Regions from separate parts of the Mus musculus genome. Here region 2 is linked to region 1. Evidence: chromatin loops called from intact Hi-C (ENCODE). Cell type or tissue: left cerebral cortex. All regions are shown on one strand. Links, peaks and the distances in the headings refer to the core of each region. The heading gives the core; the rest is flanking DNA.

Evidence for each region. A loop is a pair of places that touch in the nucleus more often than their neighbours do. Peaks named below come from ENCODE experiments on the same cell type or tissue, not always from the same donor. Only the 100,000 strongest peaks of a DNase experiment are listed, where the experiment ranks them.
Region 2: a loop joins it to region 1, with 2.5 times the contacts of the local background. A loop is called at or near these places in 1 of 42 quality-filtered maps.

Annotation. Positions count from the first base shown.
Region 1 is chr4:103,305,192-103,321,482 of GRCm38, reverse strand. Oma1 (OMA1 zinc metallopeptidase) reads right to left here and starts at 7,637. Exons shown (of 9, transcript NM_025909.3): 1 at 7,600-7,637; 2 at 1,955-2,461. The coding sequence starts at 2,442. 4930456L15Rik (RIKEN cDNA 4930456L15 gene) reads right to left here. Exons shown (of 4, transcript NR_045887.1): 3 at 11,868-11,971; 4 at 9,651-9,898. It overlaps Gm36523 (a long non-coding RNA gene), which reads left to right and starts at 7,761. Exons shown (of 6, transcript XR_867961.2): 1 at 7,761-8,011; 2 at 9,325-11,680; 3 at 12,753-12,877; 4 at 13,533-13,674; 5 at 14,060-14,200. In left cerebral cortex, for the core only: CTCF peaks have their summits at 7,128 and 7,814; DNase peaks (open chromatin) are centred at 6,841, 7,349 and 7,707; H3K4me3 peaks cover 1,527 bases; H3K27ac peaks cover 1,538 bases.
Region 2 is chr4:103,165,951-103,182,241 of GRCm38, reverse strand. It overlaps Slc35d1 (solute carrier family 35 (UDP-glucuronic acid/UDP-N-acetylgalactosamine dual transporter), member D1), which reads left to right. Exons shown (of 12, transcript NM_001356276.1): 12 at 8,462-11,593. The coding sequence ends at 8,570. Among named protein-coding and RNA genes, the nearest start is that of Gm46864, 41 kb to the left of the region's middle. In left cerebral cortex, for the core only: no CTCF peak of the experiment used is centred there; DNase peaks (open chromatin) are centred at 4,367, 4,990, 7,993 and 10,753; H3K27ac peaks cover 2,381 bases.

The sequences.
Region 1 (16,291 bases), core at 3,085-11,084:
CTCCTAAGGCTTTCCCACACCTGCTAATGTGAAGGAAAACCCTAGAATAAGGAGCAGTGTTGTTACAACTCCCACTAATAACACTTCCTATTTACCATATGCTAAGTGCTGCCTAATCACTATGCGTGTGCTCTTTCTAACACCTTGTTACAGAGAAAAACCTAGCCAAGGGGAAAGCCATTCCCAGACTGACCACTTAACAAGGATGAAGTCCGCAGACAAGCATCTTGGAGTCATGGAGGATAAACTGTACCTTTCCCACTGGCTCCTCAGGCTCCAGCAAGGAACCGGAGGCACTACCTCAGCACTGACCGACAATAAGCAGCCCTGCTCAGAAGCAGCAGCCCCACTACCGTCCTGGGGGAGTAGGGGAGGTGAAGTACCAGAGTAATAAAAGTGAGCTGTTACAGAAGCCATCTGGGGAGGGCCTTGCTGGCTGGCAGTAGTGGACAGTGGTTCTCTAAAGTGCCAGGCTAGGTACGAAAACATTTTGACAAAACATTTCCTTGTGGATACACTTTTTTTAAGTCTTAAAATTTATCATGCACACACACATATGTGAAATTTCTCTTGACAAGAATTCATTCTACAAAACAATTTTGTGAAGTTACTACAATCTTACTAAGTCCCTGCTATCATTTGGAAGTACCCACCAAAAGTCTATGTATTCAATATCAAAGGCTTGGCCCTTGGCCTGTTGCACTACTGGGAGTGGTATGACCCACAGGAAACAGGAACTAGTAAGAGAATGTGGGGTCTCTGGAGAGATGTCCTCAAAGGGGCTATTAGAACCCCAGCCACTGCCTGCTTCTGCCTTTACCTTCCTGACCATCATGAAATGGACAAGTCTCCTCTGCCAAGCATTCCCACACCAGGCACTGAGCGAGCCCAGCCTATGCAACCACAGACTAAAATCTCAGAAAGCATGAACCAAAATAAGTCCTCGCTCCCTTATTATCTTGGTTATTTCATCATAGTGTCCGAGGCCGACTAACACAGAGAAAGCGACTGAACCAGAAGGGCCACAAAACAATGAAGTATACTCATTTCCTACTACAACACTTACAGCATCACTGCCTACTTAAGTATATGTGTAACAGATTATAAGAGGAAATGTATAATAGTAAGATCGACACCAAGATCAAACAATTTATAGGACTAGACCTCACAAAGCAATCATTCCTACAAGTGAGGATGAGTTTGTTTCTCAGGAGCCAACGTAGATACCCATTTTCTGTCAACATCAAACAACAGAATTAAATACATTACAGAGAAAGTCTTGGATTTTGAATAAAAGTAGACTGGGTTGTTAGTCTGGCAAGGAGGGTCGGCATATTTAGCCAACTTAGCAAAACTTTATGAAGAGACAGATTTGCTTTCTTCAGCCTTCATGAACTAAGGAAAAGGGGTTGAGAAATAGCCACTTGGATATAAAGTGCACAGTTAGAAAGGACTACCAAGAGAAACGTGACAAAAATCCCCTGAAAACAGAATGGTGGTGTGAGCTTTATCAGCGTGGCTAAGGCTGAGCACCTAACTATATAAATGAAGTCCTTCATTTCATGCCAACTGCCTAAAATTCCACAAAATCAAAGGGCAATGTTCTTAAGTGCTGTTGTTACACAAATCATTGTCAATATTGCCCGTTATCCTTATAATTAGAAATGTGAAATCTTTTAGAAATATCTCAACCAACAAAACTTAAGGATCACATTTGTGCACAATTAATTTGCAACAAATTATATTTCAAGATTATTAAAATCATACACACAAGACTGATAGAATTTACCTTTAAATTTTGAGCTAAATATGGCCTAGGGAAAGGTTTCCTTAAAAGTAGTTTTATAAATACTAAAGTTTAATTATTAAAAAGTATTATATGTTGATACACATGTGAACATAAAACTTCATGAACTTTAACACAAACACTGTTTTCCCCCCAAAGTATATTTACCTGCCCACGATGATAGCAAGGAGCTTTTGCACTGGCTTCAGAATGAGCAGCAAGAGAGGGACTGGGGCAGCCTGAACCCTTGCAGATGTACGGAAACTCCGGGCCTCTATTACGGCAGGACAGCTTGGAGAACAGGAGGCCGCGAGAGCAGGAACGCCAGCCACTTTCCTTGCTCCTTGTCTTAGAACAGAATCACCCCGCACAGTACATCTGTAGGTAAGCACCCCCAATTCCTTGCTTTGGGCACTTGAGAGGCATCTTGATTTTTTGTGATTGAGAGTCCTACAGAAAAGAAAGTTTCTAGGCAGTAAGGTCACTGAATGACAATGACTGACTGTGTTCAGTCCCCAGTATGCATTTACTGCTCGGAGCTTTGGTGCCAGTGGACAGCTTGCTGGGGGGGTCCACTGTCTCCTGTTGGCCAGGTTATTCACTCCAGAGAGAAACCGATTTATCCTGGTAGACTGCAGTCCATAAAGGAGGCTCATCTTTCTTTTGCTTGGTTATCTAGAACACACACACACACAAATAAGATATAAACACCTGTGGAAAACATGTATTTACAAACTGGGAATGTAATGCTTAAGAAACACATGCTGAGGGGCTGGCAAGGTGGCTCAGCGGTTAAGAGCATGACTGCTCTTCCAAAGGTCCTGAGTTCAAATCCCAGCAACCACATGATGGCTCACACCCATCTGTAATGAGATCTGATGCCCTCCTCTGGTGTGTCTGTAAACAGCTACAGTGTACTTGCACATAATAAATAAATAAATCTTTTTTAAAGAGAAGAGAAGAGAAGAGAAGAGAAGAGGAGAGGGGAGGGGAGGGGAGGGGAGGGGAGGGGAGGGGAGGGGAGGGGAGGGGAGGGGAGGGGAGGGGAGGGGAGAGGAGAGGAGAGGAGAGGAGAGGAGAGGAGAGGAGAGGAGAGGAGAGGAGAGGAGAGGAGAGGAGAGGAGAGGAGAGGAGAGGAGAGAAACAAGACACATGCTGAACGCGTCAGGGTAGATGCCTGTACTTCAGTGCACCACGCGCAGCAGCACCTTCAACAGGACAAGCCAGAGGAACGCACACAGCCTCAGCTCACTACACAGTGCTTACTTTCAACACTTGAATTTTTTCACTTCATTTTAAGAAAAAACATTTTATATTTTTTTTAGTTGCAGGGACTCTATTTGATCAGCAAATCATTTGTCAAAATAAGAAATAGCTTCGATAAAACAACAAATGTGAATCAGTTGACAGTAATAAGAGTATAATGGGATAGAAAGGCTAACTTAAAAAAAAATGTTATCTTTAAGACTTTTAATGTACTCATTCCAATAAACCCATGGGGCTTTTGATTAGAATCAGGATGAAAAGAGGGACTTTAATGCCACCTAAAATTGACTTTTTAAAGGGAATGCATAAAATGAGGATTTCCACATACTTGGGGGGTAGGCAAAGAAGGACTGAATGATGGGAAACAAGACTCAACCTACAACTGCCCCAGAGAATGGCTTTGGTGAGTCTCCAAACCACACATAAGAGAAGGACTACGCCTATAAGTGCCCTAAACTGAAGGTGTGATGCTGGGCACGCCTGTGGACCAGGCAGCTAGAGCTTATGGGCAGAAGGAAACACAAAACCCAAAGAGAGAACTCAAGGTCTCTGCAAGCCCCTCCCTTCTCTGCAGGCCTCCCTATGCAGCTGAGTACTAGCTGGGCATACGAATAAGAAATCCCCCTGAAGCTTGCAAAGAACCATAATTTCTGGGCACAATGCACAGGCCAGGGTGCAATATCTGCTCCCATTGATCAAAGTGGGAAAAGTTCCCATTTGTAATTCACAGAAATTGGGTGGAACTCCAAAGAGTCCAGCACGGATGTGAGAGCTGCTCTAGCCCCAATAGCAAAGACTAAAACAAACACCCAGAGAAACAGCACTCTAAAGGATCAAGCTGCTTCTAATAGCCACATCTTGGATTTAAAAAACAAAACAAAACAAAACAAAAAAAACTCAAGAATCAAAAAATAAACATTTAGCAACATGTAATTCACAATTTAAAATTACCAAGCAGAAAATGAGATTCACAGAATTAAAGAAATATTAATCAAAGGAAGCTGACTCCTATCTAATACAAATGGCAGTATTAGTAGACAAGGATATTCGAGTTGTTATAACTAAATTCCACGTGTTAAAGCAGTGAGCTAGCTAGTTACACAAGGCAGAAGTCGTTCTTAAGACACTGGTAGGAGAAAGACAAAAAAAATTGAACTGTTTCACATAGGAAAGTATATTTAAGCTCTTTTAATAGAGATCAAACTATAAAAATGACATGAATACATTTCTTCCCTTCAAATCTGATGATTTACTGTTACAAAGCTCAGACACTTGTCCAGGCATGACCTCAACTTAGAGAATGAGCCAGGAGGTCATGTTAGTCCCTAGTAGCCATTGGTCTCAAAGACATCGGTAGACACTTAGCACAGAGAAAACTTCACATTACGCCGTATCCAGCATATGAATACAAAGACCCACGTAGGGCCTATAGTTGGTGCCGCAGCACACAAAGGGCAGGTAAGCTAGACCTGGGAGGAAAGGCTCTGCACAGGCTTGCACAGAAAAGGACGACGAAACGTACCTACCATATGTGAGAGACCACAGGGAGGGGAAGGCAGGGCTGAGACAGGCTGACTACCGACTCATGCAGAAGATGCCTGAAGGCCTTCATGGTTCTGAGACCCTACTGTGCTTTCCACATCTGCCTGGGCTTCAGAGGCTCTCTAAGGTAGCTCCTGCTCTTCACCCAGTCTCCCTGTCTTACCTAGAAATGAGCTCAACATTCCCATGGCAGGAGGCAGCTGTACAAGACCCATGTGCAAGTTAACATTTCCATGGTAACTGTGTCATGAGACAATCTGAGGGATGCTCCCTACTCCAACTTCCCAATCTTCTACAAACCACGTTCCCAACTATACAGACTTAGCCTTAGGATGTTAACATCCAGAAAAACCAAAGGTCACTTTAAGTCAGCCCTGCCAATCTACCTCACTACCTCAGCCCAGCTCATCCTACTTTTGGGCCCCCGAGTTAGAGATTTTACTATATTGTAACTACCTCACTTTAGTTCACTACCAACCCCTCCTCTAAGGAACCTAAAGCAATCCCTCAGGAAGGCAAATCAAACCAGGTGGGCAGTGGTGGCACATACCATTAATCCCAGCACTCAGGAAGCACAAGCTGGCAGGGATCTCTGTGAGTTCAAGGCCACCCTGGTCTACAGATCGAGTCCCAGGACAGCCAAGCCTACAGGAAGAAACCCTTTCTTTAGAAATGAATTAAGATACATTGCTCTGATCCATAACCAAGATGATATGCTAATCTACAAACAGCAGGACGTGCTACTACCTGCAAGAGCCCTGAAGCTGAGAAGAGCGAGCCTGTACTCTAGCACTTGAGTCACAGAGCTGTTCAAGACAATTTAAAAACAAAACTTCAGTCCAACAGGGTAACAGGAGAAGCAAAGTCCAATGCCAAAAGCAACACTACATAAGACTTCCTATAGAATGTTCCCTGTGCTGTCCACTATGGCAGCCCTGGCGTGTGGCTAGGTGCATATGAGGAGCACAATTTGTACTCTGCTTCATTTTTATTAAAATGAATAAGAGGACAGCTCTGCACAGTGCGGGTTAGTGTGATAGATGCAGGCAAGCTGCAGCAAGGCCAGGCAGATGTGAACAGTCACACAAAGGAGGCCCAACTATATAACAAAATTTGTTTTTTATGTTGCCAAATGTTACAAACGTTTCTGCAAACGCTACAAATTCAGTCTTAATGTGAAATTTACCTATTTTAAAATGTTGCCAACCAAATTAATAAAAGTTGATCATCTTAACCAAACATTCCTGTATCTCATTGGTTAAGGATTGTTTTAGTCATTGATTCATTAATTCATTGATAAATCATTATAGGAATGAATGCTACAAGTCAGACGCCACTCTGTGTAGCAGATAAAAAGCAAAGACAAGACAAAAATGCCTGCCCAATCAGTAAAGCTAGTAAAGACAAACACACGAATAGATACAGATATAAGTCTTATAAAAAGCCTACGTGAAATTCAGGGGGCAGAACGGTGTTTATGAGGAATCCAGTATTTCCTCTTTCTGGGCAATTTAAGTGTTTACAGGGTATGTTACTTTGTGAATCCTAAGCCAAGCAAGCTCTTCTGTAATTTCCACTGGTTATCTGTGAGCTTTTCAATAAACTTCCTAATGTTGCTTCCAGCTTCCCAGTTCCAAAGGCACCTTCTCCAAGCCTCCTTCATCCACTGCTAAATGACAGAACATCTAGTGTATAGATATCCCCCCTCAGAAAATAAACTCTCTTCCAAATGTCATGCACCCTATTCGAACTGCTGGGATCTATCTGCTCATGAGAAAAGTGCTCATTTCAGAGCAGGTGCAAACATATTTAACGTAGTCTACCCATAGAAGGTAAAAACAAAAGCTCCAAACACTAGGTACATAATTAAAATCATTAGCATTTCTAACACTGGCAATCAAGTGCCATCCAGAATAGAAACCGTAGTTGTTAATCCGTAATCACTGATTAATCCTTCAAAAAAAAAATGTTTTTAATGGGGAAAGAAATCTGTTTATACATTTTCAAAGAGCCAGTCACTACACTACACAGCACCTAAGAAGAACTGGGACTGACGTGTGCTCTTCAAAGAACTGTGGCAGGCCAACAAACATAGCTGGCAGACTTGTAGGATTAGGAAATTAATGATGTGAGAAAATTACACAATTTGGATTGCTAGCCTCTAAGAACATTTCAAACCCTTAGTTCTTCAAGTGCCATCTCAGAATGAGCAAGTAGTGCGCACTCACTCGCACTCACTGCTGATGGCTAGGAGACAGTTTTAACAACTCTTACTGAAAACTACAATTTCTTCTCTAGTTTCTATGGAAACAGCTGTCAGATTGGCAAAAATAGGACATGCACTTTAAAATAATCATTCCAGCTAAGTACACATGATGGACAGCTTCTTAAAAAAAAAAAAAAAAAAAAAAAGTAAGTTATCAGGGTTGGCTCTTAAGCTTCCAAATGTCACACCGCACCCCTGCATCTTGGCTCGGGATGATGCCTATGAAGTTAAATCCTTTTAAGAGGGCTCCAAGACCTTGAGAGACGCTAGGAGGCGATGAACTCCTAAATTCCAAATGTGGGGTTTTCATCTGCTGGGACTAACATTTCTGGCGGAGGTTTGCCCCAGCACAGTTGCTCCCCGTCACACCGCGAGTGCTAAGTATTATAACAAGTGATCCTTGAATACAAGTTTTTGAGGAAACCAATGAGCTCCCTGGAACTGCTCCGACTGCGCTAATGCTGCGAGCTGGGGCAGGAGAGCATGTGTCGCTCTGCACAAGGACGAGCGGCGAGGCGGAGGGGAGACCCGCACAGGCCAGACCGGCAACGCCTGGAGGAAGCGCCGCTTAGGAGGAAGCCACCACCCGAGGCGGGAGGCAAACTTCCAGAAAGCTCCACCCACCGAGCCGTTCGCCTCGTCCGGCACGGCCTAGGCCCACCGCGGTCCCCGAATCCCCCGGGCCCCGCTCCCCTCTCCGCCCTCCCCGCCCCGCTCTGGAAGAACGCCGAGCCGTCACCGTGAGCGCGCACTGAAGCCACAGCCCGAGCGGAATCCAACAGCCGGCTCCGCGCAGGCGCACACCTTTCCCAAGCCCCGCCCCCTCACTTCCTGCCCTGGGGACCTCTCCGGCGCTTTTTGCTCCGCCCTTGTGAGAGCCAAGTCCGTTTCCCCAGTCCCAGTCCTGGCCGGCTGCGGCTGTACGGACTGTGGCGCCGTCTCGCCCCCGTGTGGTGGGAGGAGGATAGCCCAGATTTAAGCTACCTGCCAGGAACTCTACACCTCCTTGGTACTTGGCATGGCTGTGTTGGATCCATGCAAAACCGTGCCTGCTGTAGTTTCTACACCAGTTCTGCCAAAAGGAAAGCGATTCCAGGGGCTGCTGGAGAACTATGATGCCTTGACTTGAAGCTGCACTGATCATTCTGATCGTAGGTATAACATTAACTCCAGCATCCCGATTACTTACTAACAATCATCCCTCAGTCCTAGATAAAGGTGCATAAAAATAAGACTAAATATGAAAGACTGTTTCACCATGATCGCTCTAGGACACCAGACTTATAAGTGGTCAGCAGTATTCATGACAACAGCTCCTGGAGTGTCCTAAGACCAGATTTCATTGTGGGAATGTTTTACAAAGGAGTGTGAATACTGGCAGGCATGATTCTGTGGGAGCTGCAGCTACCCACCAGAGCCAAAAAAAAAAAAGATGCTTTGTGATTATATGAATTATTCTGGTTTTCTAATAGGCTACCTAAGACACACATTAAAGATAAAAATACTATTTATGTATTCAACTATTTATGTATTCAACAAATATTTATCTAATGTGTGACAGACACTTCATGGTGGTGATCAATATCATATGGTTACTGCAAGGAAGACATCATGAAGCAGGGATTGACAAAGGTGGACAGAGAGCATGACTACACTGAAGGTTTAGGCGTATTCAATCCATCACATCCGCTAGATGGGCTGTGGAAATATTTATAAGCAGTCATAGAGTGAACATGGTTCTACAACCCAATGGGAGCTGGGAACATAACTAGCAGAGTCACCAGTAAGGAAGAGATGAGTCAGACCTTGGGTACCATTGAGGAAAGGGGTAGATGGGTTAAGAGAAAATAGAAGTTGGGAGACAGAACCCTAGAGAACTTAAACATTTTAAAACTCAAACGAGGGCATGGTGGTTTATCTCTTCAGTTCTACCATTTAAGAGGCTGAAACCAGAAGATGACTTTGAATTCAAAACCAGGTTGGCAGATTCCATGGTCAATCCCAGGTCAGCATGGTCTACAGAGTAAGACTCTGTCTTAAAACCTAAAAAAACAAAAACAACAAAAAACAACAACAACAACACAACAAAAGTAAGAAGAGAATTAGATAGATAGAGAAAGCCAAAAGGAAGGGAAGGGGGTTGGGGTGAGTATTCAGTATGCTATAATTAATGGTAACTTACCAATACTTAACTTCATTTAAAGATAGTGATATTTTTCTGGGTATAGTGACACACCCTTCTAGTCCCAGCTCGTGGAAGACTGGGGCAGGAGAAGATCAATGATAACTGGCTGAGACATTTTATGAGCCATTTACATAGTGCCTGCCAGCCCCCTCATTTATATGTTAGACATGTAGACATGTTTTGTTTCTTACATGTAGTTCTTGGTCATGGATGAAAATGAGGTTCCAGTCTCTGACATTGGTCACTTCCTTTTTTTCAATATTTATTTCCTTACATAAGTGTTTTGTACGTGTGTAAGTCTGCACACCGGAAGAAGGCATCAACGATGAATTGCTATGTGGTTGCTTGGAATTGAACTCGGGACTTCTGGAAGAGCAGCTGTGCTCTTAACCACTGAGCCATCTATCAAGCCCTGACATTGGTCACTTTCATATGCTTATCTTTCTTAAAGGACTTCAGCTCTGTATTTTTGTTGGTGGTTTTGGTTTTTTATAATATAAGATTTCTGTTATTTGAGAATTTCATATATGCCTATAATGTATTTCTATTATATTCCAGGATGACCCCATATTCCCTTCACAATTTCGTGCCCTCTTTTTTTTTTTCAGTAACCCACTGAGTTTAATTAATGTGGCCCATACACACATGTGGGGTGGGAAACCCAATGAGTGATTGACCTACCAGAGAACACCCTCTACCACCACCTCCCCAGTGGGGAGGGGAACCCCCTCCTCCAGCAGCCGTCAATAGCTCCCATGCAGAGTCAGTGGTCTTCATCTGAGCCCCTTCCACTCCATGCTGGACCATTGACTGGCTTGGTCTTCTGCAAGTCTTACACAGGCTCCCACAGCTGCTGTAAATACAATGGTCCTGTCATATTTAGATGACACTGTTTCTCCCCAGTCTGCCCTGACCTCTGACTCATACAATCTCCCCACCTCCTCTTCAGTGATATTCTCTGAACCTTAGAGGAAGGCGTATGATGTAGATGTCCCCATTCGTGTCTGAACAAATCACAGCCACTTGCTCTTTGCACTCTGAACAGAGCACAGGTGATATGGAGGAACAAACAGACAGATACTTGGGGAAGGGGTGGGAAGAGAAGACAGAGGAAGATGTGGAGAAATGGATAATTAACATTGGGATGCTTGGGGGAGAACATGGAAACCTCGACAAACTTCTTAAATATGTACTTAAATGGAGCTACCCAACACCGTGGAAAATGTTCTTTCCAGAAGTCACAAATAAACTACCCACTGACAGGTATGGATATTCCCCTTGAGTGGTTGGACTTGGGACTCCCAGAGACCCCTCAAACACAGGCTATTGACATTGCTTTTGGTTTCTCACCAGAACTTGATAAGACCCTATTGCAGAAGATATCACACATTTTGATGACAAAACTTAGAGAAATCCACCTGTGCTGACCTAGAAATCCTTCCCTGCTGGATAGCTTTCATAGTTCTGGAGTGCTGGGGGAGAGAAGCCATCAACAAGGTTGTGGGGCAAGTGGACTATGCCACCAGGCAGAAGAACTGGTAAGGTTGGAGGAGGTTCAAAACCCCCCAGGAGATCTCATAATTGAGAGCAGCAGGCATGGAACCAGCTCCCAGCCAGGCTCTACCTGTCCTGCAACACATGACCATGTCACCCCACTGAGAGGACAATGACAAATGATCATATCATGTAGCATAAAAGCCTGGGGTTCTTCATGCTAGTTAGGTATCTAGATAAGGCAGAATGTTCACTCAATGAGCTTCCCGTCCTAGCTGTTCCTTCCTGCAAGAGATAGTTAATCTCTGGTTCACCCTGAGTAAGGTGTGTGCATTGACATCTTCCATAACAATAAAGCAGTTTGAACAACCAAGAACTAGTCTCCATCAAGGATTGTCTCCTTCATTAAGGATCACAGGAGCTTGCGGTTGGGGGCTTCATTGTAAAGTACAGTGCCTAAATCTCTCAGAGAAGGCCTTCTCTCTTCCAGCCCCTCTATACACTCAGCACTCACTCAGAACCAGATCACTCTCAACTACTCGAGGTCCCCAGTGGCGTCTTGGTTCACAGGAGATTGAGAACAACAGCATCTGTCCCAGACCTCCCTGTTTCCCATCTGGAGAAACACAAAACGTGGGCGGGACACCTATCATAGGCTGTGTTCTGCCTCCTCTGAGCAGCTTGTTGGTGATGCTCTCAGCACCCCAGTGGTGAGGCAGATTCACAGCCCAACATAATCTTGCCCAGGTGTGAGTCTGCAAGGCATAGTAATGACCAGCCATGGGTACAACAGTGGCATGAAAATCATGGGGGCAACCAATTCTTTCTGATTGGATTTAAGGCTCATTGTACAGAAGCAAAAACATGCCTCATACTATAAGTCTAGCTGGAAAATTGGCTGAAGAGCTCATAGGCCCTAAGGATGAGCCTACCATTCCATTGCTAAATGGACACGTGATCAAACTGACTTCTAAATACATTTCTCTAAACCTACAGATTAGGGCATCTGCCACTTCTCATCTGAGACGTGCCTGTGAGGTGGGCAGTGGTTAAGACAAAGGCTCAATCTTGTTGCCTTTGTCTTCATCCTACTCTCCTGCCTCAGTTCCCCACTGAGAGCTTCTGATGAAGCTGAAGGATGGTGAGTAGTGATCTATAACTTCTTCCATTCTGATAAGAGGACCACAGCGTGTCTTATTTGATTCCCCAGGGGAAGATAAGGCTTTGGATGGCCTGCATCATAGGAGCTTGGTTTGAACTTTCACACATTTAAAGACACACATGTCAAAAATATTTGAAGTGTCTAAGAAGCAGTCACATCATCATACCAAAAATGGTTCCATGAGAGGCAAGAGCCAAGAAAGCCATGGTCATGATTGTCCCAGAAGCCATCTTTGCCCAGCTTGCTCTCGAGATGAGATTCCTTGAGTTCCTGGTGGGAAGAGGCATACTGATGGTTATATAATTGAGAATATAAAAAAATCTTGGATAGAATAAGGAAAGTAGTAATCATGAAATAACAAAAGTACCTCAGAAAGAATAAGAAAACCAAACGAAAGGTGGCAAATGCTGACTGATTTATAAAATAGGGGCTATCTTTGTATTTAAGAAGATAAGACAGACATCCTTCTGTTCCCTCAGAGGAAAAAAAATAAGGGTTTTCAGCATTTTGTTTCTATAGTCAGCCATGTCTTTAAGACTGAGACTGTGACATTCAAAGGGGTAAGCAAAGGTTTTATTTCAGATAAGGACTTTTGGGGGTCTTTTAATCTAGGTAGGACAGGTCTTTATTCACCCTGAGAAAGTGTCACCAAACATCAGAAGATGTTCATAACCTTGGCAAGGCTCACCTATTAGCATTGCTTTTGCTACTATTGTTTATAAACATCCTAGAGAGTACAGATTCTAACAGCCACATGTTACAGATCTGATCTGCAGAAGTAAGCTGTGGGTCTGAATGATCCCTAACTTCTAGGTAAGGATTCCCAATGTTGTGCCTTGTTATTGGACCATGTATGGAACAATTCCCAAAGCTGAAATTAACATCAATAATTCTCTTCATTTGGAGATATTTTATCCAACATTTGTTAGATACATAGAAATTTGAACAAACAAGTTCGTTTAGTAAGGACTTCAAGGTTATTGATTCAGGCAAAGAACAAAGCCCTGATATTGAAAAGAAAAATAACACTTTTTGTCTGCTACATCAAAAGTTACCCAAGGTGCTCCAGTGGCAGTCTACCATGGCTTGAGCAGGTGTTTTTCAGGGGACTTCAGGCAGAATCCATCTGTAATGGCCGCCATCACTGAAGCTGAAGGCCCACTCTCCCTTTGGAAGGTAGGGCACCATCCTTTCCCTAACAGTGATTTCCCTCTTTGCAAAGGGGATAACGCCTTGTTTATAAGAACTCTAAAGAGGGCAGTTCTTTTCCAGGGCCCTTGTTTTCCCGCAACTCTGTGAGCACTGCCCCTTTAACATCCTCTCTCTGAAACCTGGGGTTCTCTAAGGTATGCGATGGTTACCTGCCTTTCCTTGGACCTATTAAGCTGCCTCCATTCTATCTCTGTTTTTGAGAACACCAAAAGCCAATTTATAAGTTAATTTCTGTTAAAATATCTTTTTAACAGGTATATTTTATATCAGTAGCTGCCCATGTCCTCCTCCTCCTCCTCCTTAAATTTAAAATCCAGGTCAGACTAACCCAAAGATAGAGTCAAAAAATATCAGAAGTGACATCTTAGCACAAAGCTCTTCCCTTCATAGTCACGTCCTGGCAGGCAGATCTCTTTGCACCGGCTTTCACCGCTACTCACTTGCAGAGGTCCAGTCAGCTCTGTCCGGATGCTGACTTCGTGTGGGCCTTGCTATTTGCTTTAGCTGACAGAGTATGGCAGACGTACTGGTCATTGACTTCTGGAGCCTGGCCTCAAGAACTCTTACAGTTTCCGCCTTCATCCTTTTTTGTTGTTTTGCTTTGTTTTTGTTTTTGAAGACAGAGTTTCTTTATATACCCTGACTGCCCTGGAACTGGCTCTGTAGACCAGGCTGGCTTTGAACTCATGGAGATCTGCTGCCTGGGCCGTTGGACTACTTTCTGCTGACCCTCAGAATCAATGACACAGACTCAGGAGCAGGTGAGAAACACCACAGCAAGCTTGTCTGAATGCTGTTGCAAGCTCCTTTAATACTCTCCACCTGTGCCCCATTGGTCCCAAGAAAGTGTCTCCTCTAAACAGCAGTTCCCGATTGGCTGGCATTGTCTGCATCAATCCTTGGTCTCTCAGGAAGTCCTCAATTAGGTCCTCCTGCAGAAGATGCCTTTGTGGCTGCACAGCTACCAGAGTTTACACAGAGGTGGCAGCCACCATCCCTCCTACAGAGATCCACCGGCCTCTGCCTCCCCAGTGCCAGTGTTGTTGTTGTGTGCACCAACAACATCTGGCTCCACCTTCAGCATTTAACATTGCTATCTTGCAATGCTGTAAATGGATGCTACACAAATTCGTTGGGTACTTACAGGATGCACAGAGAAGAACTGACACTATAGACAAGAACTTTCACTGATGTCCGGGAACCTGATGGCACTGCATTTTACTTTCCACAACAACAAAGGTTCAGGGACAACATTAAGGACATCCATAGAACCCTGAGACTTAACAGGTAACTTATTTAATATCACTAGGTTTTAAGGTACCTTGTTATAAAATAAATAAACAATTAAGTAATTAAGAAAATTTTATGTCATACCCAAAAGACAGATCTGAGGTTCATAAAACATCTCTGTTTTCTCCCCCATCATGCCCATATTAATAACATTTATTTCCCTGCCCATCATTATTATTGTCTCTTTATTGGCATAATGGAACTGACAATTAAGCGTACCCTATGGAGCTGCCAAGGCTGGGGATTTTTGTTCTAAAATCCCAGGTCCATTATTTGGAATTGGGTCTGAGTAGTTTTATGTGACTGTTAACTTGTGTGAGCACAGATGGACCACACACACAAACACATAACCATGTGTCTTAGTTAGGGTTTCTCTTGCTGTGAAGACACACCATAACCAAGACAACTCTTATAAAGGAAAGCATTTAACTGGCACTGGCTTACAGTTTCAGAGGTTTAGTCCATTATCATCATGGTGAGAAGCACAGTGGCCTATAGGAAGACGTGGTGCTAGAGAGGTAGCTAAGAGTGCTACATCCAGATTGGTAGGCACAGAAAGAAAAAGGAGTCACTAGGCCTGGCTTGAGCTTCTGAAACCTCGAAGCCCATCCCACACCTACTCCAACAAGGCCACACCACCGTTAGTGCCACTCTCTGTGAGTCTATGAAGGCCATTTTAATTCAGACCACCACACCATGCATAAGGACAGACTTAACAACCAAAGGCTTTGAAGCTTTTATTCACATCTATCATTTGTCAGGTTTTTAAAAATCTTTTACTTTTTATGTGCCTTTCACCTGCACGCGTATATGTGTACCATGTACATGCCTGGTTCCTGCAGACAGCATTAGGTGCCCTGGAACTAGATATACAAGCAATTGTAAGCTGCCATATGGGTGTTAGGAATTGAACCAGGGTCCTCTGGAAGAGCAGTCAGCACTCTTAACTGCTGAGCCCCTCATTTGTCAATGTTAAATTAGACCATTATCTGATTACCTTCTCAATAGCATTATACAATCCTTAACCCAATATCTGGACTTCCAAAGCCAGGACTCTTCACATAAATGAAGTGGAAGGCTTTGGGTCATAGAGACACTGCACCTAACCTGATTACTTTTAGTGCTTAACATGGTGGACAGGCATCAACAGCTCAGCTTTGAGATAGCTATCTTGTTTTCTTTAGTCTTAAATCAGACAACAGAAGGTTCTTGAAAACATTGGGCTTTGTTAAAAGAGGAGAGCTCAGGCAGACTGGCAATACATCTTATGCCTTAAGATCACAATTGTGAGTGAACAATAATCCTAGACTTGATGTCTTTATTGCTATCTCTGTCTCTGTCTCTCTCAGTCTTTCTCTCTCTCTCTCTCTCTCTCTCTCTCTCTCTCTCTCTCTCTCTCCCTCTCTCTCTCTCACTCTTGCTCTCTCTCTCTCTCTTGCTCTCTCACTCTCACTCTCGCTCTCATTCTCACACTCTCTCTCTTGACTCAGTAACACTGCCCTTTCCCTTCACATACAGAAAAGTTTCTCTACCTTCTGCCTGGCCCCAATTGCTGAGATCCTATTGTCTGTAACTTTCATCATACAAAGAAAAATTATCACAAAGTTATTTGACAAACGTATATATCCATCATTTCATGTATACTACAGCATCAATAAAAAATTTCACAATTATCATTTATAAATTAGGAATATTATTGGAAAATAATCTAGCACTGTTAATCTAACAAAAGTATTTTAACATACATTTTTAGAGATATTTTGATTAGCATAAAGCAGTTTTAGGTATTCTTGTTTTTCTGTCACCTTTGACTATTAAAGAAAAATGAAATAAAAACCTAGTTTCTTTCTAGAACCTATTTTGGGAGAAAATTACTATCAAAATTATACTGCCAATGCTAAATGTTATTGATTAGCAAAACCTCCATATTATGGAGCTGGAGGGATGGCTCAATGTTACTGGCACAAATTGCTTTTACCTAGGATCCAAGTTCAATTCCCAACACTCATGTGAGGCACCTCACAACAAACATCCCCAAGGTGGTCTTTCGGACACATCTGGACTTTATGGGCATTCATGTGCACAATT
Region 2 (16,291 bases), core at 3,765-11,764, 140 kb after region 1:
GCTTAGCGAAGGGTCCCCTCCCCCAAAAAGCAGCATAGAAGGTGGGGAATGAGCAGTGAAAGTCTGGGCTCTGGCCATGGCCCAGGCCTGAAGAATAGAGATGCCATAGTCTCAGGGCCACCCAGGATAGAGTGACATGTGATTAAACAGTTAAATACAATCAGTAACTAGTTCCAGTGTATAGTGCTGTGAGTTTTGACAAGAGTATTTCACTCTGAGTCTGCCTCTTCCACATGCTCTCCTGCTGGTTTTGCATGTATTGGTGCTTCATACACTTCTATTGCTGAGTATACCATTGGGTGGATATGCTATATCTTTCACCATTTGAAAGCAGTTGGGTCATATCCAATTTAAAGCTATTATGCTATTATGTATTTTCTGCCATAAATATGTGCTTAGAAGTTTGTTGTATGAACATAGGTCTCAGTCACACTTGGATAAACACATAGATTTTTTAGGTCATATAGTAGCATATGTAACAAGGGCTGGGGTGTGACTCAGCGCTGGAGTGTAAGACAAACATACAGGAGGCCCTGGAGTCGGGGAGAGTATGGGGAGGGGGAGAAGAAGTTGCATCCTGCTTTATTTTCCCTTCTAAAATGTTGGGACTGCTTTGAAGAGCTGCCAGGAGTGCATGGAGTCCTGGTGCTCTGTGACCTGGCCTTAAGAGCTGCCTGTCTTGAGTTGATATGAGCCTCTCTCCAGCTCTGTCATGCAGGCTGACTGTGATCTCCTTGCTCCAAGGGTTAGTGATATGAGCATCCTTGCAGTGCTGACAGGCCATCAGCATATTTGTTTTGTTTATCTTTGTTTTTTTATTTTGCTTTGTTTTTTGAGACAGGGTTTCTCTGTGTAGCCTTAGCTGTCCTAGAACCCACTCCGTAGACCAGGCTGGCCTCAAACTCACAGAGATCCACCCACCTTTGCCTCCTGAGTGCTGGGATTAAAGGCATGTGCCACCACCATCCAGCTGCATATTTTCTTTAGTAAGTTGCAAGTCAGATATTTGTCCATTTGAAAAACTTGATCATTTCTTCTCTCGTGCTTTTAGAGTTCGGGAAACACAGCATACTCAAATTTGGGCCTCTTCTTTTTATTAAGAGTATGTTTTGACTGATCCAAGTCCAGAAAGGTTTTTCTCTTGTGTTACAGATTGTTTTGTTTCAGGCTTCATAATTGTTGACAAAGCTACTTTTGAATTAATTTTTACTTATTATAAAGTCTAGATTAAGGTACTTTTTAATATGCTGTGTTAATAAATATAATTAACTGCTTCCACTCTTTTAGTTAAAAATAAAGTCCTATCTATTATATAAAAACCACTATTGTATAGGTGGGTTTGCGGGGTGTTGTTTATTGGTTTTTTCTTTCTTTCATTCTTCTTTGTATCCACTCTATAAGAGAGGCAGACTGAGATCGAGAGAAAGGAACCTGAATGGCTATGGAACACAGGTAATGAGCCTGTCACTCTATGCCAGGCAATCTGCTGTACCATAGTGGGTCCCCTCATAGTCGTGGGGTCTACAGTAAGCCAGTGTCATACAAGTAAGTCGTGGCTCTAGGACTATAATCCAGAGGGCTGGACCCCAGAGTCTAAGTTACATGTTCAGTAGATGAGTGAATAAATTAGTGTAGCCTCATGAGTCACATGTGTTACTGCTTAGATCACCAGCTTTTGAGGGCAGAAAATCACTTATCTTAATTACGTCAATATACATTGTTCCTAGCCCATAAGAGGCATTCGGCCATAGTGCTAACAGCAAAACACTGCCAGTATTTTCCTGCTTGATTGTGCGGCTGTGAAAGGAAGGCTTTGTAATGGCTCCTGCGAGGAGCTCATTTCAGAGAGAAGCGAAGGAGCTTGGCCCAGTTGTTTAGCTTCTAAGACCTGGTTTGCAGTTCATCCTCCATATCCATAGTCCTAACCCCAGAACTGTTTATTTAGTGTTGGTCGGTAGATGAATACATTAACTATTTCCATAGGTTTTCATAACGTGCCCCCTGGTTATATAAGCCTGAAACCTTTTTTGAGGGGCGGGGCACTAACAAAGTCACCCAGACTCCCCACATTCTGGGAGGGGTGGGATCCAACTGTAGAATTGCTTCCCAGGACAACGTTCTAGTGACCTTTGCCCAGCATTGAACTCTTTCATTCTCTCATTTGGATCTTTGCTTCTTTTTCTAAAACTTTGAAGTTTTGGTGCCACACTGTTTTTCCTAAGTAGTTCCCTTGTAGCTTCTTCTGGTCCCGTCTTCTGAAGTAAGAGCCTGAGCTTTCTTTCCTTTATTGGTGGTTCTCATTTGGACTAAGAGCAGGACATACTTACATTCCCTTAGTGGCTGCTGAAGTCACACCTGCCAGGCTGTTTACAGTTCTATAATGAATGGGTTCTCATTAGAGTGCTTTGCACTTTTGAATAAGTCGCAGGGAAGCCAGCTGGCTCTTTGGTAATAGCTCAGTGGGAAGAGGAAGAGCTGAACTGAGATGTAGCATAGTCCTCTGCGCTGCCTCTGCTGCTGCTGTCAACAGCTACCTCCTGTTCCCTCTTGGTGACCTTAGCTTCTCATGTTCAAAATGTGGGGTTCCACTTCAAGTTGTCAGCCCAGCGTGCTTCTGTTCCTCTGTGGTTTGAATCAGCCTAGAGTGTCCCATGACTGGGGCCACTTTGTAGGAAACTTGGAAATTTGAAGGAGTTTCCCACAGGTTTGCAAAACTCATTAGCTGTGCTCTGCTAGTTCTAGTGGGAATCTGCCCATATTTAAATTTTCTTGAAGAGCGAAGAAAGGAAAAAGTGGGCAGCTACAGAGAGAGGGTGCTTTAGTCCTACGCAGCGGACATACTTAAGCAAATGCCCTCCCCGGTGCAGAAACCTCTGCAGAACCTGTAGCCCTGAGTCCGAGGAGGGATGCCTATCGGGGTATTCAGACTCGCCTCCTAAAGCCCATAGATGCACACAGAACCTCACCAGAATTCTGATCTGGAAGTGATTTTGTCTGGCACGTTAGTTAACAAAGCTAGTGATAGTCTTGTCAAGGATGTGAGTGCCACAAACATCTCAACAGGGTTTGGGAATCTTTTAGGTTTTTTTTTCCCCCCTTCTAAATTTATTCCTGGGCAGTCTCCCAAAACTCCTAGGCAGATGGAATGGTTCATACCCTAGCCAGACTTCTGTGACTAATAGACTTCTATTTTTGAAGTGTGTGCAAAGACCAACACTTATTTTAGTATAGGTAGGACATAAACAGATACCTGGGAAGGCAGCAGCTAGCTTTGTGCACTCTGGTCTCCTTGCTCGCCCCTGTCTTACTGCTGTTTTATCTTTGTTCTTTCAGCTCCCTTGGTAGGTTAGGTAGAGTCAGCTGTTGGGTCCATTGGCTCCTTACACTAAAGTATGTGCTTGCTTGGACAAGAATTTGCTCTTCAGGAGGATTGATTTATTTATAAACAGCCATGTGCTCAGAGCCCGCCTGAGGCGGGTGGGCGGAGCTTCTGTAGGGAACTGGAAGATTTGTCTTTGTGGAGTTTTCCAGATGCTTGCTCTGCTGGCTGCAGAGAAAGTGTAATGGAGAAAACAAGGGAGGAAAAAGACGGCTAGGAAGGTTGTGGGCTGCATATCCTGTTTGGACTGGGAATGGAGGGAGTAAGCCCCCAGTTTCAGAAAGAAGAGCAAGCAAATGGCCTTGATGTACAAGTGAGTCTGGAATGTTCCAGAACCAATAGGCCTACGTGGCATGGGCAAGCAGTGAAAGGTCATGCCATTTGGTTAGTTCGAGGAGTAGATTAGGCGGGAGTTTTGGTCATTACAGAGTTACTGGGGAGAGGGAAGAATGCTGGTGGAGTCTGTATGCAGTGACATGTGACTTAGTTTTAACAGGGTCCGTTTGGGCACTGTGTGGAGCCCAGCCTGAAGGAAGGGAGGACATGTGGAGTGCTCGTGGCACTGGTGGTTCCCTGTAGAGATTGTTCTGTAGTTCAGGGTGCCACGGAGCAATGCCCAGGTATCTTTAGACCTTCTGGTGAAGAGCTTGCAGGGCAGTTGTTATAAAGTAGCTATCCAGACTGGCGAGCCATTCAGGTGCTGTTCCCAGGATTTGTCTGGGAAGGTGTCACAGAAGGAACGGTATGTGACAGGCCCTACTGGCTGGCTACTTGACCTGTTGAAATGATTTATTACCCTACTGTACAGCTTCAGTGTGTGTTTTACTGTATGGTTCTATGGAACTCATTCTGCTACATGATTCTGTAGCCTACACACTGAGTCTTCTAGCATGCTGTAAATCTAGAAGACATGGGCTATGTGATCAGAAGTGTATCATCCCAGATGCTATCGTTTCAGCAGATTCCCATCTCCTCAGAAGTGGGAGAAGTGGGTGGTGCAGTTTCAGGATAGACTGCAGTAATCTATCTATATCCCTTTGTGAGGAAATGTGGTGGTGGTGCTGCTGCTGCTGCCCCTCCTCTTCCTGTCCCTTCCACATACCCATCTTCATTCTCATCCCTCAGCTGTGCCTACCACCACAGGTCTCTGAAATAGTAATACTTGAATCTGTAAGGTTTATATGGAAAAATACTCGTTTTTAAAAAAGGCTTGTGTAATGGTTGGTTCTTATTTTTAATATGTATATCATGTTATTGCTGGATATTTAGTTCTTATTAGGTGACTCATGAATTGTCATTTCTGTAAGTACAGTATTTGGTGATAGTGATGATCAGGTCAGGACAGGTTGCAGCACTTTTCCTTTGTCCCTTGCTGTGGACTGAATACTGTGCTCCTCCAGCATCCATGTTAGAGTTATGATTCCCAAGGTCAGAGTTTTAAGAAGAATGCTTTGGTGGGAGCAGAGTCTGGAGCTAAAGCTCTCTTGAGAACGGTGTCCCAGGCAAAGAGGAGGAGCCCTTGCTGCCTCCTTCATTCAAGGGACCCATGAGAAGACTCCCGTCACATACACATTCCACCTCCACTCTCTACTGCCCAGCTCCAGAACTGGGAGAGTAGATAATTGTTCTTCATATGCTGTCTCTTTTATAGTGTCGAGTGGGCTAAAGGACTTGTGACTCTATCATGCTACGGCTACCACGTGCTGATGCTTCCTAAGGAAAGTAGAGCAGAATTGTCTCCTCTTCCGACGAGTGTGTTAGAGTGCTCTGCCGCTCTCTCACTTGTTCTCTCTCCTTCTCCCTCTCTCCCCTTCCCTTTCTCTCTCCTCTCTGTGTGTATTAACATAGACTTGTTTTTTTAAAGAATTACGTATTTATTTTATATATATGAGTACACTGTAGCTGTCTTCAGACATACCAGCAAAGGGCATCAGATCCCATTACAGATGATTGTGAGTCACCATGTGGTTGCTGGGAGTTGAACTCAGCACCTTTTGGATGCTCTCAGCCAACCATTGGACTGAACATAAGGTTCCCAATGGAGGAGCTAGAGAAAGGACCCAAGGAGCTGAAGGGGTCTGCAGTCCCCTTGGAGGAACAACAGTATGAACTAACCAGTACCCCAGAGCTCCTTGGAACTAAACCACCAATCAAAGAAAACACACGGTGGGACTCGTGTCTCTAGCTGCATATGTAGCAGAGGATGGCCTAGTTGGTCATCAATGAGAGGAGAGGTCCTTGGTCCTGTGAAGGCTCTATGCCCCAATAAAGGGGAATGCCAGGACCAGGAATGGGAGAAGGTGGGTTGGTGAGCAGGGGAAGGGGGGGGGGATAGAGAGAGGATGTTTTCGGAGGGGAAACCAGGAACAGGGATAACATTTGAAATGTAAATAAAGAAAATATCTAAGAAAAAAGAAAAAGGAAGAAGAGCGAGCAGCCAGTGCTCTTAGCCACTGAGCCACCTCTCCAGCTGCATAGACTTTATTTTTATTTTTACTTTTTTTGCAGTGGAATCAAACACAAAGTCTTGCTTTTCAAGTGCTGTGCCAGTGGCCTACAAGCCCGCCCATGATTATATTCTCATTACATATAAACTCAGTTAATCTTCTAGCCAAGCCTAGCTGAGACATTGCGCAGCGTGTGCTTGACCAAGCTGACATCAGTTCTCAGCTCAGAGCTACGCTCTAGCCATAGCATCCCAGAAGGATTTAGGTTGGTTGACATCCAAGCCTGCCACTGTAACCTAAGGACTCCATCACCTAGCATGCCATTCTGTTCACAGGGCACAGCTGTGTCTTAGTTCATGCTATGACCCTCAGAATCATGTGTGCCAAATCAGCATATATTCAGCCCTTATCCCAAATCTCTCAGGGCTTTTTGCAACATTTGGGGAAAAGCCAACATTGCTAAGGGACCACCTTTCCCCACCTTTCTAGTCTTAAAGGGGCAGAGTGGTTTTTTTATTTGGGAATCTGAATTTTTTTTTTTTAAAGCAAGTTTTGCCCCACATTGGGAGCAAATGCGTTGTAGAAAAATTTCATTCCAATCCTGGGTTTCTACCCCACCTTTTACTGTTCAGTTCCTGGATAGAAGACACCCATGACTTTTATATTTATTACTAGACTTTATTAGCACTAATGGTTGGCAGATATCTACTCTCTATGCTATTGAAATTTATATCCTATTGATAACCCCAAGTTATTGCTATGTTTCATCTGGGTTGCTCTTAACTCCAATTGGCCTGCTCTCATAGCTATGCCTTCTTGACTCCTATCCCATGGTCTTTTTCCTCTCTCCACCTTCTTCTCTCTCTCATGGTTCTTCTCAGACCCCAAGCCTGGGATCCCAAGACCCTCCTTTGACTCTTCTATTGGCTGTTGGCATCTTTATTCACCAATCAGGGATAATGTAGGGGGCATGTTACATGGGGTCACCTGGGTCTACTTGTGTTCTCTAGAAGCAACCAGTATTTAGCATAGCAAAAGACAAAGCCTAGATGCATGGTAGCATTTGTATTCGTGTGCAGACTGATGCTTCAGAAAGATCAGTTCACTTCCCTGGGGCTTTAGAGTTAGTGGTATATATTCAGGATTTGGACCAAGACTCAACTCTGGTTCAGGATTATTTCATTGCTCCAGGGTAGAATAGAGTCTGGGGACATGTACAAGCCCTGCTGTGCTTTAAGCCTACACTTCGAGATGTTCGCATCCAGGTGAAAGGGGCTCAGTAACAAAAGAAGTAAGACTACTGTTTTAGGTCTTCTTGATGAGTGTGACTAGGAGAAGATGAAATGAAAGAAAGAAGGGCATCCTTTCTCCATTGTTTGGGTTGGAGTGGGTTGGGAGCAAAGGGAATTGATGAGATGTTCATGTGGTCCTCAGGGAGTTTTAAGCTTTAGGCACAAAGGCACTGAGGTCCTAGCCAAGCTGTGAGGTCTCATCTGTGAGAACACACACATTGGAGAGCAGAGATGGTTTCCAGGGTTCAGCAACAGGATGCAAGGACTGCCAGAGGCCATGGGAGCAGCCAGAGGCCCTGGCTGCGAGTGGGTGCTAGAGGGTGGTAAGCTCAGTACCCCAGAGTGCAAGCTCATGTGCAGGGGACCCTGTGGAGGTCAAAGAATAAGGCTTACACCCAGGGAGCGGTGGTGCAAGTGCAGTGGGGGCTGGGTGTGGCAGCTGCTGCAGCAGACTCCATTTTCTCTTCTGTACATCCCTCGCAGGGATGGAGCACCTTGGAGGAATAGCACAACAGCAGGAGAGTCCTACTAGAAAGGATAGACTAGCGGAAGCTTTGGAGCATGGATGGAGGCCTCAGAGAGTGGGCAGTGGTATTCTTGTTCCTGGTATACACTAGCGTTGCTTCCTCACAGGATCCTGAGGTGGAGTTCTCACCCTTCTGCAGCTGGCCTAGAGCTGGGACATCAAAGCCCAGGGGAACCACAAAGGGTTTTAAGTGAGCAACATGTTGAGGAGTCTTGTGGTCAGGCCAAAGATGGGGGTCAAATTCAAGGCAAGAACAACTTAAGGGGAAAGCCCAGCCCAGGCAGTCTGCTGGCTGGTGACCCAGTGGACTGAGACTGGCAGTCTCTCAGCGGGTGTCCGACAGGGATGCGAAGGCCTCCCAGAGAATGAAGGAGATCATTGTCTTCATGAGTGCAGGCTAGAGTGGCATGTATGAGCATGTGAGGCATGCCGACAGCCAACCGCAAGCCAAGGACTCAGGGGAGCGCTCTTCCCTAAGCTTGCCTCTAACTAGAAAGGAACCGCATGGCATCTTAGCAGTCAGGTATAACCACAGCCAGTGTTCTTGGGGTATCTTCCAGACTTTTCTCACTTCTGATTGAAATTGAGGTACACATTCATGTTTACTTAATTCATATAGAAGTCACCAACATTTAATATTTTGTGTAGTTTTTGTTAAGATGCCATTGCCAATTTTACTTATCAGCAATCTAATGGATGTCTAGTACTCCATTCTGAGGACATGCCTAACTTTTACCAGACTTTACCTGGTACAAGTGTAAGGACTCATTCCTTCCTTCACTTTGTCCCTCCCTCGTTATGGCTTTCTGTTTTGCAGTATTGCTGGAAGCCTGGTGTACTCTTACATCACTTTCACGGAAGAGCAGCTGAGCAAGCAGTCAGAGGCCAGTAACAAGCTGGACACGAAGGGAAAAGGAGCAGTGTGACCTCCGCAGCCCGGAAGACACTGGAGCCTCCTGATTGCGGGGAGTCAATGTTCCTTTGCAATTATACAACCCTGGGATTGACTGCTGCCTTTGGAAATTTATTGACTGTATGCTAACTGTGTTTGAATTAATTTATATCAGACTGGAAAATGTACTGGGTGGGTTTTAATTTATTTTTTTCCTCTGACAGTGAAGCATCAGTGTTTTGAAATCCTTTACTCTATAGCTTGCTATCTGGGTGGCCCTGGCAGTGTATACAATGTGTTCCAGCTAGAGCTGCCTTCCAGTGGGCTGTCTCTGGAAACTAGCTGGAAATGCAGCTGAGGATCTGAAATTTCTTTTTTCTTTTCTTTTCTTTTCTTTCTTTTCTTTTCTTTTCTTTCTTTTCTTTTCTTTTCTTTTCTTTCTTTCTTTCTTTCTTTCTTTCTTTCTTTCTTCTTCTTCCTCCTCCTCCTCCTTCTTCTTCTCCTCCTCCTCTTCCTCCTTCTCTTCCTCCTCCTTCTCTTCCTCCTCCTTCTCTTCCTCCTCTTTCTCCTCCTCCTTCTCCTTCTTTCTCCTTCTGCTTCTTTCTCTTCCTCTTCCTCCTCTTCTATTTTGTTCTTCCTTCCATTTCCTTCCCCCACCTTTTTAATTGCACTGTCTTCATAGTATCACATTTGCCAAAGGTGGCAGCTTTGGCACTAAAAGCCCTGAGAAGTGTTTTGCTTTCCTAGACTGTGGGGTGAGCAGAGTGTGCCTGGGAATGTCTGCTTCCTCTTTGTTCAGCTGGAGACAAGCAAGGGTGGAAGAAGCCAGCCATTCACTCACTCGTTCAGCTGGAGTGCAGTGAAAGTCCCTCGCAGGCACTGTGCTGAGTGCTGGAATACAGAGATCCATTGGTAATGGTCCTGCTCTAGACTGAATGGAAAATGGAAAACGTGGTTCTCTGTCCAACTGGAAAAATCCGAGACTGTGCACCAGTTACTTCAGCTCTTTGGACCTGCAGGTCTATGAGATTAGAAGCCCCTGCTCTGCCTACCCCACGCCATGAGTCCAGAGCCCACAAGAGACTGAACAGCTATATTTTGTACACCAGCATAGCAGTGGCTCAGCCTAACCCTTTTCTTAAAGGGACAATCAAGGCAGCTGCCACCCCGTCCCCATGCCTTCATCATGTGGATGTAGTTGCTGCTCTTTGTATCCCTGTTTGCAGGTCCTCATTTCCACACAAAGGCCTACATTTCTGAACTGATTGGTGTGAGGGAAGAGCTAGGTGGGCATCTTTCCATTATTGGAACTTGGTCTTTTCTTGGAAGGATCTAAGTCCCTCTCCCTGAAGTGATGTGAGGTCAGCTCTCACCTACAGATACGTCTACCTGATGAGCATCTCAGAATGGATATATCTCCTTTCCTCATTCTGAGAGAGCCTGTGTGAGTGGACATTGACTGAACTGCCTTAGGGAGGAGTGATTGCCAGAGCTGGGTGGCATGGCTCTGAAGCATCGCTGGCTTTGGAGGGGCTTGCTTGGGCCAGCATGATTGCTAGGGAAGGAGCTTGCTTCTGCTTCCTTGGTGCTTAGCTGACTGCAGGTCTGGAGCTTGTATTTTTTTGTGTCTCAGTGGGGAATAGGAGAGTTTTGATTTTTTCCCCCCCCTCTATTTGAAAATTTTCATCTTTAGGCTCTATCTTGCATATAAATTTTGTAAGAAGGACATTTGTTAAGTTTTCTGTGATCTTGTATCAGAAATATGTGGGAGGTTTTGGTCAGTAATGCCAAGACAGGCTCTCCATGGAGTGTTAGTGGGTCACAGGGCCACTGAGGGCTTTAGGTCTGGCCTTTGCTTTCCATATTGAGGGCTCTTAGTGACCAGCACATTGTTAACCACATGGACAGATAGAGGGGGCAGAGCCTGGAACTCTCAAGTGTAGTCCTCAGCCAGAGTCGGACCTTAGTTGAAAGGACACAAATGAAAGAAGAAAAAAAAGGAAAAGAAAAGAGTCAGCGATTTGTAAGTAAGACCTACCTGCACTGATTTTAGGCCCACCCCAAAAGAACAAGGCTTCCATTCAGAGGCCATGGTCCTCATATTTTCTTCTAGCTCAGATGAGCCACACAGCTCTTAGAACTGTCTTCCCCGAGTCCTTCTCTGGCAATGATGCTCTTTCTTCCCACGTCTGTGCCATGCTGCTTTCTCCCACAGGCTATAATGGAACTTTCCTTCCCTGGGGAAAAAATACTGAGAATGAGTGCAGTGGATACTGAATATGGAACCCAGTGCACACAGCGCTCAGCAGACACAGGTCTGCCATCCTTCCTTCAGTGCCAGCAGCATAGGGCACCATGTTTTCCAAGACTCATGAAACTGCTTCTTGCCTTCAGATGCTTAGGCAACAGACTCTGTCCCTTATCTTTTTGAAAATACAAAACAAAAATAGTCTCTGTATAATTATAGCCACTGTTATTCTGCTTTTTAAAAAGAGAATTATTTTCATATTATGGTGGCAAATATGAAAAAGGGAAATCTGTTTTCTGTCTCAGTGGGAGTCCGTTGCATTTCAGTATGGTAGCTCAGTGAAGACTCAGCTGTCACCCTGAGGTAGCTCCCAGGCCTTCATCCCTCACCTCAGAGCGAAACACTGGATCCAGCCCCTTTGTCACCATCACTTTTCTAGGCCTGCCTTCTGCTCCTGCTGTTCGCAGTTCACCTGTAGGATGCAGAGACTCTCTAGTGTCTTGTTTTTAACTTTTACGTTGAATATATTTTTAAAAAAGAAATCTACTGGTTAGATTTTATCTTCTCACAGAATGTTTTTAGAGATTATTTTGTTCACAGATGTTTCCTTTCTCATGCTGACGAGCGACCTTTGCCTACAGGTGTTCGCCTCTCACACGTCTTTTCAATATAGACTCTATTTACCAATTTACTTAGTGTTTTTAAGAGGTACTGAGCATTGAGGTATGTAAATCAGGTGACATAAACATGGAAAATGATGTGCCTAACTATTTTTTTAATGATGTCAAATAAATACTTTTTCTGGAAAATGTGTGTTAGAATTCCTTCCTCCTGTGTCGTGAGCATTGAGAGATAAGGATCTGTTCACTTAAGAAGGTGACATGCAGGTGCCTACAGTCCAGGGTTGGGGACACCACTCAATATTAGTGCTTTGCAAACCTGCCATAGAACCTGCGACTACGTAGGCTGTGTCTTTGACGTGCCCATGATGAGCCTCGAGGAGAGAAGTGCTACTCTCTTTTTAGGATGTTTGACCAGCTCAACAAGCACTCTCTGGCCCACTAGCTGTCCTGGGTAATAACCCCCAATAGTAGGCACTTAGCAGGAGAGCCACTCTGGTACTCAACTGAGACAGGAGCACATTAACGTATTCTTTAAGAAGTTACCAAGTACACAGCGCAGAGTATGTCCACCTTGCTGTGCACTGGCCTTCCATTACTAAACCGATGCTATAGGCCTTGGCCAGAAGCCTCCGTTTCCCTGTCCTCCTGTCCCCGATGGTTGCATCTTTGTTTCTATGGGTTTGACTACAAGTGGGATGGTGCGGTATGTCTTTTGGGGACTGGTGTAATTCATGTAGCATGTCCCCAGGGTTCCTCTCTGGACTACACATCAGGCCTTCTGTGAAAGCCTGCGCTGCTCTGGTGTGTACACAGCACAGCTCATTGATGGACACGTGGGTGGCTTTGGTTCATGTTGCTGTGAGCATGGTTCTGCGTGTCTTGTCAAGACTCTTATTTTCGGTCATTTTGAATAAGGAAAAACTTCATTGAAGGATTTTATATTTACTCTGTGTGTGTGTGTGTGTGTGTGTGTGTGTGTGTGTGTGTGTGTGTGTGTGTGTGTAGCTCAGATGAAGAGGAAGCACTGAGGACATGTGAGGCTCTTGATACTCAGTTTCATCACACACAAAGGGTACACACATCCTGTCTTCAATCATACGTAAGCTTTTAGAAGGCATTGATATTTTGGTCTTTTTAGTTCCTAGCCCATGCTGGGCACACCATAGGTGTACAATAAATCTTGATAGGGATCAATTTTTAGTTTAAAAATTTAAAAATTTTTTTTTTTTGTATATGTTTTGGAAAGGCAACACCAGCTGCAGTATTTGCATCGGCTTCAGATCTCAACTGAAAGGAAATAAAACTTGAGACATGTTATTCATGTAATTTATGTCAAATAGCCCAAAGAGTTGTTTGTGAGCTTTGAAACCTGGGGCTGAGAACATAGCAGAACAGGCCAGGACATGCCCGGGCAGGCCCGTCGTTACATGTCCTGATTGGCCTAGTGCCTCCCTATCTCCCGCCCTTCTGACAGTCTGTTGATGTTTAAATGGACCAATCATGTGAAACCGCGCCAATTCCTCCCCCTTTTCTATAAAAACCCCTAGCTTCCAAGCCTCGGGGTTGAAACCACTGTCTCCTGTGTGAGATACGTTTCGAACCAGAGCTTCGCCATTATGGTTCCACCATGTGGTCGACACCTCTGTCTCCTGCGGGAGATATGTGTCGGCCCGGAGCTCCGTCATTAAACTACCTCATGCTTTTACATCAAGATGGTTGTCTGTTCGTGATTCTTGGGTGCACGCCGAATCGAGAATTGAGTGGGGGTTTCCCCACTAAGTTCTTTCAGTGACAAATCCCAGTCTGTGGGAGGTAGTGGTGGATGCAGTCAGTACAATTGTAACCTGGTGATAGGACTGTGGCCACCCTGCTAAAATCGATTGAAAAGGAGAAGCCTGACATGGCCTGACAGCCACCAGAGTGGCTAATCTGGCCATGCTACCCCAGGCAGATTGCCCTGCAGCTTACTTAGTAGGGAGGGTGGTGCTCTGGAGAGCCAGACAGGACTTCAGAGGACAGACTGAGAAAGCCATTGTACACATGAGATCTAATGAAGTGAAGCCAGGGTGAAGGCACAGACGGAAGAAAGGACAACCCAACAGATGATGATGAAGGCTGCTTTAAAAGTTATGAAGCTAGGGGACTGGAGAGATGGCTTGGTAGTTTACCAGTACTATTTGCTCTTCCGGAAGACCCAGGTTCAATTCCCAGCACCCACATGACAGCTAACAACTGTCTGTAACTCTAGTTCCAGGGGATCGAATACTCTCACAGGCACACGAACTGTATAGCCCAAACATATTCACATTTTTTTTTTTAAATGCCAATAGCCCTAAGCTGCTTGATGTATGGCTGCAGAGACCTGGACAAGGTCCTATTTTTACATGGTTTTCCCCTCTATAAAAGACAGGGCAGCATATAAGGCTCTAGGAGGTCACATCTGGACTGCAGTAGACTCTTCTTGCCCAGCACTTACTTACTGTTTTGGCGGCCTGCCTGCTACCTCCATAGAAGAACCAGAGAGCATGTCAAAGCACACCTGCTAGGTGTTTTAATTTCCTTTAGAAAATAAGGACAGTTAGGACTAAATGTCAGGTGTCAGCAAAAATTTAGTCAACTACAAATCTCTTAAGTCTGAAATCTACTGGGCTCTGAGAATTTTTAATTATTATTAATTATTATTATGAGTTATTACTATTATTATTATTATTATCATTATTATCATTATTATTATTATTATTATTGAGTTGCCAAACTCATTTGGCAACAAAATCTACCCTGAAATTTGTTAACCTACAGGAGTACTTTGATGTGGACCTAAATGTTTTGTCAATGGGTTGTTTTTACAAATGTGAGCTCAGTATTTTGAAAAACTATCTTCTTTCTGTCAGAAATGCTGGCTGGAGGATTTTAGGTAAGATTATAAACCTGTCCTTATCTGGTGCTCTCTAGGGACAAGAGGGTTCCTTTATGATGGCATGTGTGCTCACAGCCTTGTGACATCAGTTCCTGTACCTCGAGCCAGCTTAGGGGTTCTGCATATCACAAGATTACTCAAGTGTCCAGATCAAGACATCTTGAAACACGGCCAAACAGAATAACTAAGTCCTGCTGGACGGGACAAGGCTGGCCTTGAACTCAGAAATCTGCCTGCCTCTGCCTTCCAAGAACTGGGATGAAAGGGATGCACCACCACTGCAAGCTAAATGAGGAAATCTTCATCGTCAGTTTAGATTGAGAAAAATTAGAATATGGCTGTAGTTTATATAGCTTCAGTGTTCTGCACCAGATAATGTGTACATAGTGTATATATAGACAATTTATGGCTGGGTGATGATGGCCAGCACTCGAGAAGAATGCAGAAACAGGCAGATCTCTATGAATTCAAGGCAGCTCAGTGTACAGAGTGAGTCCCAGGACTGCCAAGCTTACACAGAGAAACTGTCTTGAAGACAACCACCCCACTACCCTCCCAAAAAAGCAAATACAAAAGAAAGAAAAAGTGTCCCTTTTAGCCCAAGCAGGCTGTAAACTTGCTGTATAGGCAGGCAAAGACCTTCAACTTTGACCTGACCCCCTGGCTGCTGCCTCCCAGGCGCTAGGACACAGATACGGCTATTTAGCCATTGAATCTGTTCTAATTACTTTTCTTCCGAGACAGGGTTTCTCTGTGTAGCCCTGGCTGTCCTGGAACTCACTCTGTAGACCAGGCTGGCCTTGAACTCAGAAATCCGCCTTCCTCTGCCTCCCAAGTGCTGGGATTAAAGGCATGGGCCACCACACCCAGCTCAAATTACTTAAAACAAAAATTTAAATACATCTTTATGTCACTTTCCATGTCCTAGCATAGGAAGACCATCAGTTTGGATAATAAAATACATGACCTCAGAAGGCTAACTTGAGTGGGTGATCCTGTATGAGTTTTAAAAATTCTAAGTGACCAGAATTACGAGGCATAAAGAAAAAAAATCAAGATTAAAATCTGAAAAATCATTCTTCCAATGTGCTGGGTGACACTTGGGAAAGCCCGTATGGCTGCTAATGGTGACTGTCAGTTAGACACACTGCAACTGTTGCTTATGAAAGTGAACCAACACTCAGATACCCCAAGTACCACTATGGGTTACCTACCAACAGAACAATAAATGTTGTGATGTTTTATTTTGCAAAATAAGTGGTATGAACTTCACTGAAAAAGAAAACTAATAATTTTTAATTATATAGTTCAGAGAATGAGGGTAATGGTGATCTTCAGAGTAAAGCCTCTCTGGGGAGATAAGAAAAAAGATATACCCCTTTTCCCAGGTGTGGTGGTGTAGCCTCCCACAAGCCTGAAGCAGGCTGAGCCAGAACTTGACCTTGCTGCCACTAAGGAGATTACCTAGGGTGGAGCCTTCCTCCCCAGATCACTCTATTCTGCCACTGCTGCTGTTCCTCTTCAAGATACTGCTACCTGCTGAGGCCTGGAGCTATTCTGGAGACTACACCCTATCACCTGCAGCTGGTTCCAGGCTCCAAGGATGAATTGGCGGGAATGGACTTTCCCCCTTTTATAAAGGGTGTCTGCCATTAAAAATTTGAACCTTGAGCAGACTAGTTGTCTTGGTTCCATTATTTCTCAACCTGCCCAGGCTCCCTCTTTTCTTCCAGATTCCAAGATGCCTTCCAGCTCGAACCCGGACATGTGAGCCACTGGCCGGCCCCAACATGGTGGTATATACTTTAATTCTATCACTTGAAACAAGCTCAAAGGCAGTTTGGGCTGCATGTCTAGGTGTAACATCCCAGCATTTGGGAGACAGATCTCTTGAGTCTATGTAGTAAGCTCCAGTTCACTCAGAACTACATAAGAGACCAAACCAACAAAACACAAACTCCAACACC